2 separate regions of the Homo sapiens genome follow, and region 2 is linked to region 1. Evidence: chromatin loops called from intact Hi-C (ENCODE). Cell type or tissue: breast epithelium. All regions are shown on one strand. Each heading gives the region's core, and the rest is flanking DNA. Links, peaks and the distances in the headings are about the cores only.

Region 1 (5,856 bases), core at 1,570-4,069:
CATACGTCTGTAGTACCAGCTACTCGGGATGACAAGGTGGGAGAATTGCTTGAGCCCGGGAGGCAGAGGTTGCAGTGAGCTAAGACTGCGCCACTGAACTCCAGAGCAAGACTCTGTCTCAAAAAAAAAAAGAAAAGAAAAGAAAAGAAAAGAAAAAGAAAAAAAAAAGAACTAAACATGGTGGGCACCTCCATGCTTCCAGACTTTCACAGCAGCTGCACATCAGATGTGGAACACTCCTGTGGCCCTTCCTGCCCTGGGATGGTGTCCTTCTCCAAGCAGTATCAGGCACACCCCTGGCAACCGCTGGCCGGTGGTCACCACGGACCAGTGCCCAGGGCTTCTTTGCAGAACCGTCCCTGTCTTTGGGAAGACTTGATCATTCATTCAACAATTATATCAGGGCCAGTTATGGTGGCTCATGCCTGTAATCCCAGCACTTTGGGAGGCCGAGGCAGGTGGATGACCTGAGGCCAAAAGTTCGAGACCAGCCTGGCCAACATGGCGAAACCCTATCCCTACTAAAATTACAAAAATTAGCAGGGTATGGTGGCGCATGCCTGTAATCCCAGCTACTCGGGAGGCTGCAGCACAAGAATCGCTTCAACCTGGGAGGCGGAGGTTGCAGCGAGCTCAGATAGTGCCACTGCACCCCAGCCTGGGCAACAGAGAGAGACTGTCCCAAAAACAACAACAGCAACAAACAATTATGTCAGATACCTTTAAATGCTCACCTCCCTTTCTGGATCCTTCTATCACATTTCCACTCTGTGCCCTAAAGGACCCACACTGAAGAGAGGGCCCTCTGACCTACTCTTCGTCCGTGCCTTCTTCGACAGCTCGAGCCCCTGGTGTGTGCCAGGCACTATGCTGGGTGTCTCCATTTCCTCATCTTGACACGGGTATGTACCTCTTTTCTGAGAGGAAGGAATGGGACAGACATAGGACTCTATCTGGGATGGGATAGGCCTGTCCAATTTGGAAATGCACATGTAACATATCTATTGTTTTTGCAATGCAAACTGCAGAAAGATATGTTTGAGGAGATATTGGCTGGCAGGAGCCACAGAAGATGGAGAGTGTGTTTTCTCAAAGGAGGTGGAAACATCATTCCATTCAATGATTGAGCTCATAGGACAGAATGGGGCAAAAAGTCTCCCAAGGGAAAGAAACCAAGGGACAGAGAGAACTGGCCCTTCTTTTGTGGGGAATTGGCAGGAGAGGAGCAGGTGGTGATATGGGGTCTTTATGAGGCTAGGGTGCCACACAGCCCTGCTGGATGGAACTCAGCATCTAGAACATGCCCCAGGGCATGGCTGAGCAAGTGCTCCAGGGGTTAACAGAGGCGGCCCAGGGGTGCGTTAAATTTGGCAAGCTCACCCTGCTGTCCTCTCAAAGGTCACCATCTTTAAAGAATTAGGAGATCTCTTTGGGCAGATGGGAAAACAGGCTCAGAGTGCTTGGGAGGCTCAGGGTTTGAGTCGAGGCAGGGTCTCTCCTGGAGCAGTTACCGTTCCTGCTCTGGACAAGCCCTGGTGCACTTGACCCATCCTCCTGTGACTCCCTGGCAGCTCCTTTTCTGCTCCTGAGTTCAGCTCTCTGAAGAGGGAGAACAAGGCTGTGGGCCTGCCCCCCTCCCATGGCAAAGCCTGAAAAGCCCCAGAGAAGGGGGTCAGGAAGGGCAATGGCATCAGTGCTCGGAGCGTCATGACCGTATCTGCCTCCCTGAATGCCTTGGCATAGCGCCAGGAGGGTGAGGGGCAGGGGGGCATGGGAAGAGATCTGGGAAAGGGAAGGGAGGGTCTTGCCCCTGCTCTGCTGCCAACTTCCCATGCGGCGACAGGCTGTCCTCACAGGCTGTAGGGTCAGGAAGTGACAGAGGCACAGTGAGAGGCAGGGACTGTCAGGGTGGGGATGCCCGGCTACTCCAATCCCCTCCTGTATGGATGAAAAGTCGGCTCAGAGATGGGAGTGGGGGTGGGAGCCCCTTCTGTGGTCATTTAACAGAAGGATTCCTGCAAGAGGTGGGGTCTGAGAAGGGGCGGAGCCTAGAGGTGCGGATGAGGACAAGGCATCCTGGGGAATGGTCTGTGAAGAGACAGGAAGGCGGTGACGAGGGAGCTCCAGAGAGGCAGGAGGAGAGGGGACCAGTGAGCATGCAGCTGGAGGCAAATTTAAGATCCCGGTGATATCTGCACTGTCCAATGCAGTAGCCGGGGCCACGGTGGCTGCTGAGCCCTTGCCGTGAGGCTAGTCACTGAGGGCCTGAAATTTTACTTTTATTTAATTTGAATTCATTTAAGTTTTAAAACCGGTACCTGAGTCAGTTACTAGAAAATTTTTTAATATGTTTGGAACGATGTGTGTACTATTTTTTGCTATAAGTTTTATGAAATCTAAACACTCATCAAGCATTTCTAATGAAAATTTAGCATCCAGCCAGATGGGGTGGCTCATGCCTGTGATTCTAGCACTTTGGGAGGCCAAGGCAGGAGGCTTGTTTGAGTCCAGGAGTTTGAGACCAGCCTGGGCAACATAGCGAGACCTGTCTCTACAAAAAAAATTTTTTTAATTAGCTGGGCTTGGTGGTGTGTGCCTGTGGTCCCAGCTACTCTAGGGGGCTGAGGTGGGAGGATCCCTTGAGCACAGGAGTTTGAGGCTGCAGTGAGCCAGGATCACACCACTGACCTCCAGCCTCGGCAACAGAGAGAGATCTTGTCTCAAAAAAAAAAAAAGTATTAAGAAAATTTAGCCTCCAAATTGAGATGTGCCCTAAGAGTGAAAATATACATGCAATTTCAAAGACTTAGTATAAAAAGAACGTTATAATGATGAATAATATTTATATCAATTACGTGTTGAAATATTAATATATGGACCATATTGAGTTAAATATACCAAAATTATTTCCACCTTAACTCTTTTTGCTTTTTTAATGTAGCAACTAGAAAATGTAATATTACATGTCTAATTCATTTTAATATCTGTGAAACCCACATTGATAATACCTCTTTAAATTCTAACTTTGGTGGTATGTGTTCTCTTTTTTGCTAATCAGTATAGTTACGTGTTTATTCAATTGATATTTTCCGTTTGACTTTGTGAATTTTCTGTTTTGTTTGTCTGGCTCTGATTTTGTTTGGTTCTACCCTTTATTATTTTACGCCTTCTTTTTAACTTAGGTTTACTTTGTTCATCTTTTCCTAAGGTTTCACATGTATGCTTATAATTAAGATTCATCCATGAATTTTGTTTCTCCTATTGTCCTTGACAGATTTTGTGGTCAATCTCCCGCTAGCCTGATAAAATGTGTGCAGCATGCTCGTGTCTTCTTTATGCTTTGGAAGATTTGTCACATATTGAAACTATTTCCTCACTAAAGTATGTATTAATACCTTCAGATTAAAAACATCACATATGTGACTTGCATTATGTTTCTACTGACAGTGTGGAAGGTCTTGAATGCTGGCCTGAATTTAGCATTAGAATCTGTACGAGCCCTTAAGTGACTCAGATGTAAGTGCCCTGGGAGGTCTTCCTGCTCCCCAAGAGTAAATAGGACTCCTTCTGTGTGCTCTCGGAGTACCCCAGGTTCACCTCAACATTAGAAAAAAAGGTGCTATGATTTTAAGTCTTTAAGTCTGTTTTATTCAAGATGCCTAGAGTCTGTGACTAAGATGTGTGAGTTGGAGTTCTGTTTCTAGGCAGCAGTGTCCCCCACCCCCGCCCTATGGTACCCAGAGAAGTCCTTGGTCCAGCCAGGCATGGAAAGCAGACATCGCCCACCCTTCCCACCTCCCTTCCCCTGGCCTAATCTCAGCTCAGGCAGGCCCAGGGCAGGCATCATGGGCCTAGGCCTCTACAAGCTTCCTGCAGCTGGTGCTGGCAGGGGGCGCCCAGGGGAGCACAAAGCTGGGGATAGCTCCTCAAAGGTGACACCCATCAGACCTGTTAGATCTGAAGCCACAGAAGGAAGACACAGGCCAGTAAAATATGACCCCAGTTCCTGTCTCAAAATGTCTGGACTTGGCCACCTGCATGTAGAGCCCACCTCAGGCTCCCAGCTCTGCTCAAAGCTCCCCAGCCCAACACAGATTTGCCCAAGGGAAGATGAAGCTAGGGCCACATCCCCCTTCCCCAGGTCTAGGGAGGAACCAGATCAGCTTCCCTGGCCTGTTACATTTCTCTCTGTCCCCAGTCTCTGTGGATCCTTTTCATGGCACAGGATTTTAATCAGTCCTTGAAATCATCTTTGACCTGGTCCTTGTCACAAGGAGAGAATCTAAAGGGGGAAATTCTAAACAAGGCAGTTTCTAGGGGCTGGAGAGCTGGACTGGAATTGCTGGGTGGCCTTGGGAGAGTCACTTGGCTTCTCTGTGCCTGCTTTACCAAGTAGGAACACTCTCCTGGAATCCCCTCTTATGTCCCACACCTTTACAGAGGGAAAGCAAGCTGGGGGAAAAAAAAAAAAAAAGTACTGTGTGTGTGCAAGCATGCAGAGATAGGAGCTCTCAGTACCTGGCAGCTGGATCCCAGACCCAGTAAGAAAATGGCTGTCCTGGCTGGGCGTGGTGGCTCATGCCCGTAATGCTAGCACTTTGGGAAGCCAAGGTGGGTAGATCACCTGAGGTCAGGAGTTTGAGACCAGTCTGGCCAACATGGCGAAACCCCGTCTCCACTAAAAATACAAAAGTTAGCCAGGCATGGTGGTGCACATCTGTAATCCCAGCTACTCAGGAGGCTGAGGCAGGAGAATTGCTTGAACCCGGGAGGCAGAGGTTGCAGTGAGCCAAGATCACGCCACTGTACTCCAGCCTGGGCAACAGAACAAGACTCTGTCTCAAAAAAAAAAAAAAAAGAAAAGAAAAGAAAAGAAGACAGCTGTCCTGTGGCAAGCTGGGTTTGCAAATCAAGATGGTAAGGGAACGTTGCTAACATTCTGCTTCCCGTTTCTCTTCAAAGACTCCTCTCTCTTTGAACACTTGGGGCACCTCATCTGTCTGTCTATAGGAATAGACCTATCTTGCTAATACATTCAGTCAAACACATCTGTGATGAAAAATGCAATTTTTCAAAGTTTTACAATTCCTAAAGCACGCTCTAATTTTTCCTCTACACCAGATTCTGAGCATATTCTTCCTCCATAGACCAAGGTCTTCCCTGAGATGTCACCCACTAAATATTCCCTCCCTGGTCCAAACCATCTCAGGGATGCTACAACCTCACAAAGAGACCAGCCTCCTGCCCCCTCCACCTTTCCAAAGTCCCCACCCACGCACTCCCCTTACCCAGGCTCACTGTGGTTTCCAAACATTTAGTAGTGGGACCCTTTCTTTAAACAGATCCCAATGTGTAAACCAGCTCCTCTGAAGGAGGGAGGTGGGGTGTCTAGAATCCTCCTACTCAACACCCCTCCCCGCAGCCCTCTCTGGGCAGCACAGATTGAAAAATAACTGAGGCGCAGAAATGACTGGGAGCCAGAAGGATTGGGCCAAATAGCACAGGCCATTGTCTTGCCATTGACTTCAGGCAAGTCACTCCCCTCTCTGGGCTTTAGGACCATTTTGGTCAAATGAGAAGGTCGAGATGGGTGGGTCTGAACGTCAGGTAGCTGTCCTCCTCTGGAGTGAGTCACTGCACACCTGGAGGGCTTTGTGCACCTGCTTACACACTAATCGCCCCAAAATATGTCTCCCGTAGTGTTTCACAATGTCTGAAATACCATTAGCACTTCCCTTTGGATCCTCAGTACTTTATATTCCCCTTGGATCTTGTTAAACTACAGGTGTGTATCTGTAAGAGGCAGAGACAGCTCATCAGATAAGACCTTAGTGAGCATGAGCTGCCATCTGGCAG
Region 2 (4,178 bases), core at 1,679-4,178, 650 kb before region 1:
ATCTCCCCTGACCGCAGATAACCACAGCATCTGGGATAGGGTGAGACACTTAGAAGAACTTACAGCCTGGCAGAACTGTGTCATGAAGGGAGGGAAAGACTGTCTTCTGGGGAGTTCCAAGGCTTAACTCCTGCCCTTGCAGGGATGGGGACAGGGACAAGACTGCCTGAGGAGTCTGTCCTTAACACCCTGTCCTCTCTCTCAGGGAAGCGGCAGCCGACACAGCGTCTGGCAGAGGGCGCTGTGGAGCCTGGAGCGATACTTCTACCTGATCCTGTTTAACTACTACCTTCATGAGCAGGTGGGGCCTGGGAGGAGCAGACCCACGTCCCCTCCTCCTGGGCCTCTCCCAGCCTCCCCACCGCAGTGACTGGCTTGCTGTGGAGGGAGACCCCCCAAGGAACCGGGGAGGGAAGGGAGGCCAGGAGAGACCCAGATTCGGGAGTAGTCCCTGAGCAGCTGGGCATAGGGAGGCCCCACCTCTTTCCACCGGGCCCTTGTCTCTGTCCTTAACCAGGACACCAGACGTCCAGGTCTTCTCTCAGCCACTCCCTTGTCCCTGCTCTGGGCCATGTTGGATATCTTTTGGGGCTTCCCCTGCCATGGTGTGGGCAGGGAGGGTTCAGGATGGCCCTGTGCCCCTGAATTCCTCGTCTCTCTGCCTCGGGCTGCAGTACCCGCTGGCCTTTGCCCTCAGTTTCAGCCGCTGGCTGTGTGCCCACCCTGAGCTGTACCGCCTGCCCGTGACGCTGAGCTCAGCAGGCCCTGTGGCTCCGAGGGACCTCATCGCCAGGGGCTCCCTAGTGAGTATGACTGGCAGTCGGAGAAGTGGGCATGGCTGTGTACTGGCCCTGGCCCCTAAACACTGGATTCCTGTAGGGTTGGGGTAAGCATTGCCCTTGCAGGAGGTGAAGAAGAGAGGCTGTGGGTGTTGGGATCCTCTTGTGAACAGAATGGGGTCATGCTTAGGCCCCAGCAAGCATTTGCAGCTTTGGCAGCTGTTCTGGTACCTTCTCCTCAGTCTCAAACCCAAGAGCTCTGGGCAGGGTTCTATGATCTTTGCCTCCAGCTTCTTCTCTTTGAGCCTCAGCTTCCTGGTCCAGAGAGTGGGCACCATTGCACTTCTTCTTGCCAGGGCCGGGGGAAGCTCCAAGTGTGCAGGAGTGCTTTGTAAACTGTGAAGCTCGGGTTCCACCCCACCCCCCGTCTGCCTTGGGCCAGGTCCTGACCCTTTCTGCGGCTACAGTCGGCTGCTGTGGGTCCCAGGCTTGGTGCTCTCCCCACAGCGGGAGGACGATCTGGTCTCCCCGGACGCGCTCAGCACTGTCAGAGAGATGGATGTGGCCAACTTCCGGCGGGTGCCCCGCATGCCCATCTACGGCACGGCCCAGCCCAGCGCCAAGGTGACCGGCCCTCAGGGCCTGGGTCCCCCAGTGGGTTTGGGGAGGGAGGGCTGAGCACTCACTGCCGGCCCTCCTGTGCCCAGGCCCTGGGGAGCATCCTGGCCTACCTGACGGACGCCAAGAGGAGGCTGCGGAAGGTTGTCTGGGTGAGCCTTCGGGAGGAGGCCGTGTTGGAGTGTGACGGGCACACCTACAGCCTGCGGTGGCCTGGGCCCCCTGTGGCTCCTGACCAGCTGGAGGTGAGGCCCCCTGCCCTCTAGGCACCCCTGCCTCCGAGGCTTCTGGGGAGTGGCCTGGGAGGGTCTTCAGAAGGCCTCACACTCCCGCAGACAGATGGAGAATCTGAGGCCCCGGGAGGAGCAGTGTCAGGGAGTGGCCAACTCAGGATTCCCACTAAAGTGCTCTGCTAACCTGCTTGGCTTTGGGGGGTGGCTGTGACCCCTGAGGCTTGGGGGGGTCAGGGATGGGACTGGAAGCCAGGGCCAGGCCTGGCCATGGCAGGCTGTGGCCTTTCAGGGCTAGCCTAGAGCCTGCCCCAGTGGCCTGTGTCCTCCCTCCTGCCCTTGCCCAGACCCTGGAGGCCCAGCTGAAGGCCCATCTAAGCGAGCCTCCCCCAGGCAAGGAGGGCCCCCTGACCTACAGGTTCCAGACCTGCCTTACCATGCAGGAGGTCTTCAGCCAGCACCGCAGGGCCTGTCCTGGCCTCACCTACCACCGCATCCCCATGCCGGACTTCTGTGCCCCCCGAGAGGAGGTGAGGGTGCTGCTCAGGCTGAGGCCTCTGGGGAGGGACAGGAGGCCTCCCTGTCTCCCCTCTGGTCTGGGCTCTGGGAGAATGAAACGACCCCAGCTTCTCTACGGGGCCCGGGAATGGTCTCACGAGGTTTTCCGATTTGGCCCAAGTGGTTTATTCACATTCCTTCCAAGCTTTGTGTGTGTGTACGTGTGTTTATTATGTGTTATAGGGTATATGTGTGTGTATTGTTATAGGTGTGTGTGTATTGGAGTGTGTATTCTGTTACGTATGTGCATATGTGTTATAAGATGTGTGTACATGTGTTTATTATGTTGTAGGGTGTATGTGTGTGTATTGTGTTATGGGTGTGTGTTATAGGTGTGTGTGTGTTATCGGGGTGTGTGTGTATTCTGTTACAGGTGTGTGTGTGTATTTGTTATAAGGTGTGTGTGTGTGTTGAGGGTGAACATGTCCAGGGTGTCCGTGGTGTGTGTGTCTCAGTTGGGGGACTGTGTATGGAGTGTGTGGGTGGTGTGTGGAATGTGTGTGTGTGTGCATGTCTTTTTATGGAGTTTGTGATGTCTCCCTTGTCTGTATTGGGGGCTGTGTGTGGAAAACCATCTTTAGGGGAGTGGTGTGGTGTGTGGTAGGGTTTGTGGAGGGGTCGTTAGGAATGTGTGTGTGTGGCATCTGTAGGTCTGTGACTGTGGGTGTCTGTATAGTGTGTGTGTTTACCGGACGTGGATCCCTGTGTGGTGCGTGTGTCTGGCGTGTGTTGTAGGTGAGCCACCGTGTGCGTGGTGCGTGTGTTGTAGGTGGGTCGCTGTGTGCTGTGTAACTGGCAATGGGGTCTGTTACCCTGCCTGAGCCCCTCCTGGCGCATCTCTTCGCGGCTCTCACTGCCTGCGGTCTGCTGCCTCCTGGTGGCCTTGTGCTGCAGGGCTCTTCTGAGGTCAGGCCCCCGTCCATGGTGGGACCAGGGCTGGGTCCAGCTCAGGTGGGTGGCAGGGCCAGCAGTCTATGTGCAGCCCAGGGGCGCAGTACACAGGGGTGACATACAGGTGCATGTCCTGCCTGATGGAGGGTGGGTACCTTGAGCCCCAGGTGCATGCTGTGTTGGCTCACACATCCTGTCCAGGTGCTTGGTGTGAGGGTGATTACGACTGCACAGGTGCAGCTGTTTACACGCACATGGTCTCATGCACCCCGGTGAGTTTTGTTTGTGTGTGCAAGCTTGGGAGCCTGACAATTTCTGGCCCGAGGACAGTGGCTGGGGCTGCCATGTGGATGGGGACCCTGTTGGGGTTTGTGCATCCAAGAGACGCCCGCTGACCCAGACCTTGCTTTTCTCGTCCAGGACTTTGACCAGCTGCTGGAGGCCCTGCGGGCCGCCCTCTCCAAGGACCCAGGCACTGGCTTCGTGTTCAGCTGCCTCAGCGGCCAGGGCCGTACCACAACTGCGATGGTGGTGGCTGTCCTGGCCTTCTGGCACATCCAAGTACGTGTGGCCTCTCAAGTGAGATTAGAGATTTGCCTGGAGGAGGGTAGACACTCAGGTCCCAGGCACACTGGCTCCACAGGAGGGTGTGAGGGGCAGAGACAGCCGGGTGTGGTCCCAGAGCCCCTTCCATCAGTCTTGGGCAGCCCCCAAGTCCTCCCCAGCAAGGGGCTCCTGGCGTTGGGAGGGGGCTTCTGTCTCAGCAGCTGTCTTCCCTCAGGGCTTCCCCGAGGTGGGTGAGGAGGAGCTCGTGAGTGTGCCTGATGCCAAGTTCACTAAGGGTGAATTTCAGGTGAGCATGCCCTGCGGGGTCCCTGAGGCACCTTGGGATGGGAGGAGGAGGAGGACTCCTGCTTGCCGGTCTAGGGGTCCTCAAAGCACGTCCCAATGCAGTCACGTCTGCCACCTCATCATATCAGTGCTTCCCTGTTCCCATTTTATAGATGAGCCCAGCAAGGCATGGGACAGCTTGGCTCTGAGGCCCTGGCAGACGGCCGGCTATGGAGATGTGGGCTGGACCCCTCCCTGCCCGGCCTTGCTG

The links. A loop is a pair of places that touch in the nucleus more often than their neighbours do. Peaks named below come from ENCODE experiments on the same cell type or tissue, not always from the same donor. Only the 100,000 strongest peaks of a DNase experiment are listed, where the experiment ranks them.
Region 2: it touches region 1 in a loop (11-fold over the local background); 4 of 110 quality-filtered maps call a loop at or near these places.

Annotation. Positions count from the first base shown.
Region 1 is chr10:71,189,847-71,195,702 of GRCh38, forward strand. No RefSeq gene overlaps it. Among named protein-coding and RNA genes, the nearest start is that of UNC5B, 20 kb to the right of the region's middle. In breast epithelium, for the core only: no CTCF peak of the experiment used is centred there; no DNase peak of the experiment used is centred there.
Region 2 is chr10:70,537,606-70,541,783 of GRCh38, forward strand. It overlaps PALD1 (phosphatase domain containing paladin 1), which reads left to right. Exons shown (of 20, transcript NM_014431.3): 11 at 206-301; 12 at 675-803; 13 at 1,287-1,403; 14 at 1,487-1,642; 15 at 1,975-2,157; 16 at 3,497-3,637; 17 at 3,858-3,929. Among named protein-coding and RNA genes, the nearest start is that of PALD1, 61 kb to the left of the region's middle. RefSeq lists enhancers at 1-672, 673-1,358 and a silencer at 78-274. In breast epithelium, for the core only: a CTCF peak has its summit at 3,070 (motif pointing left); no DNase peak of the experiment used is centred there.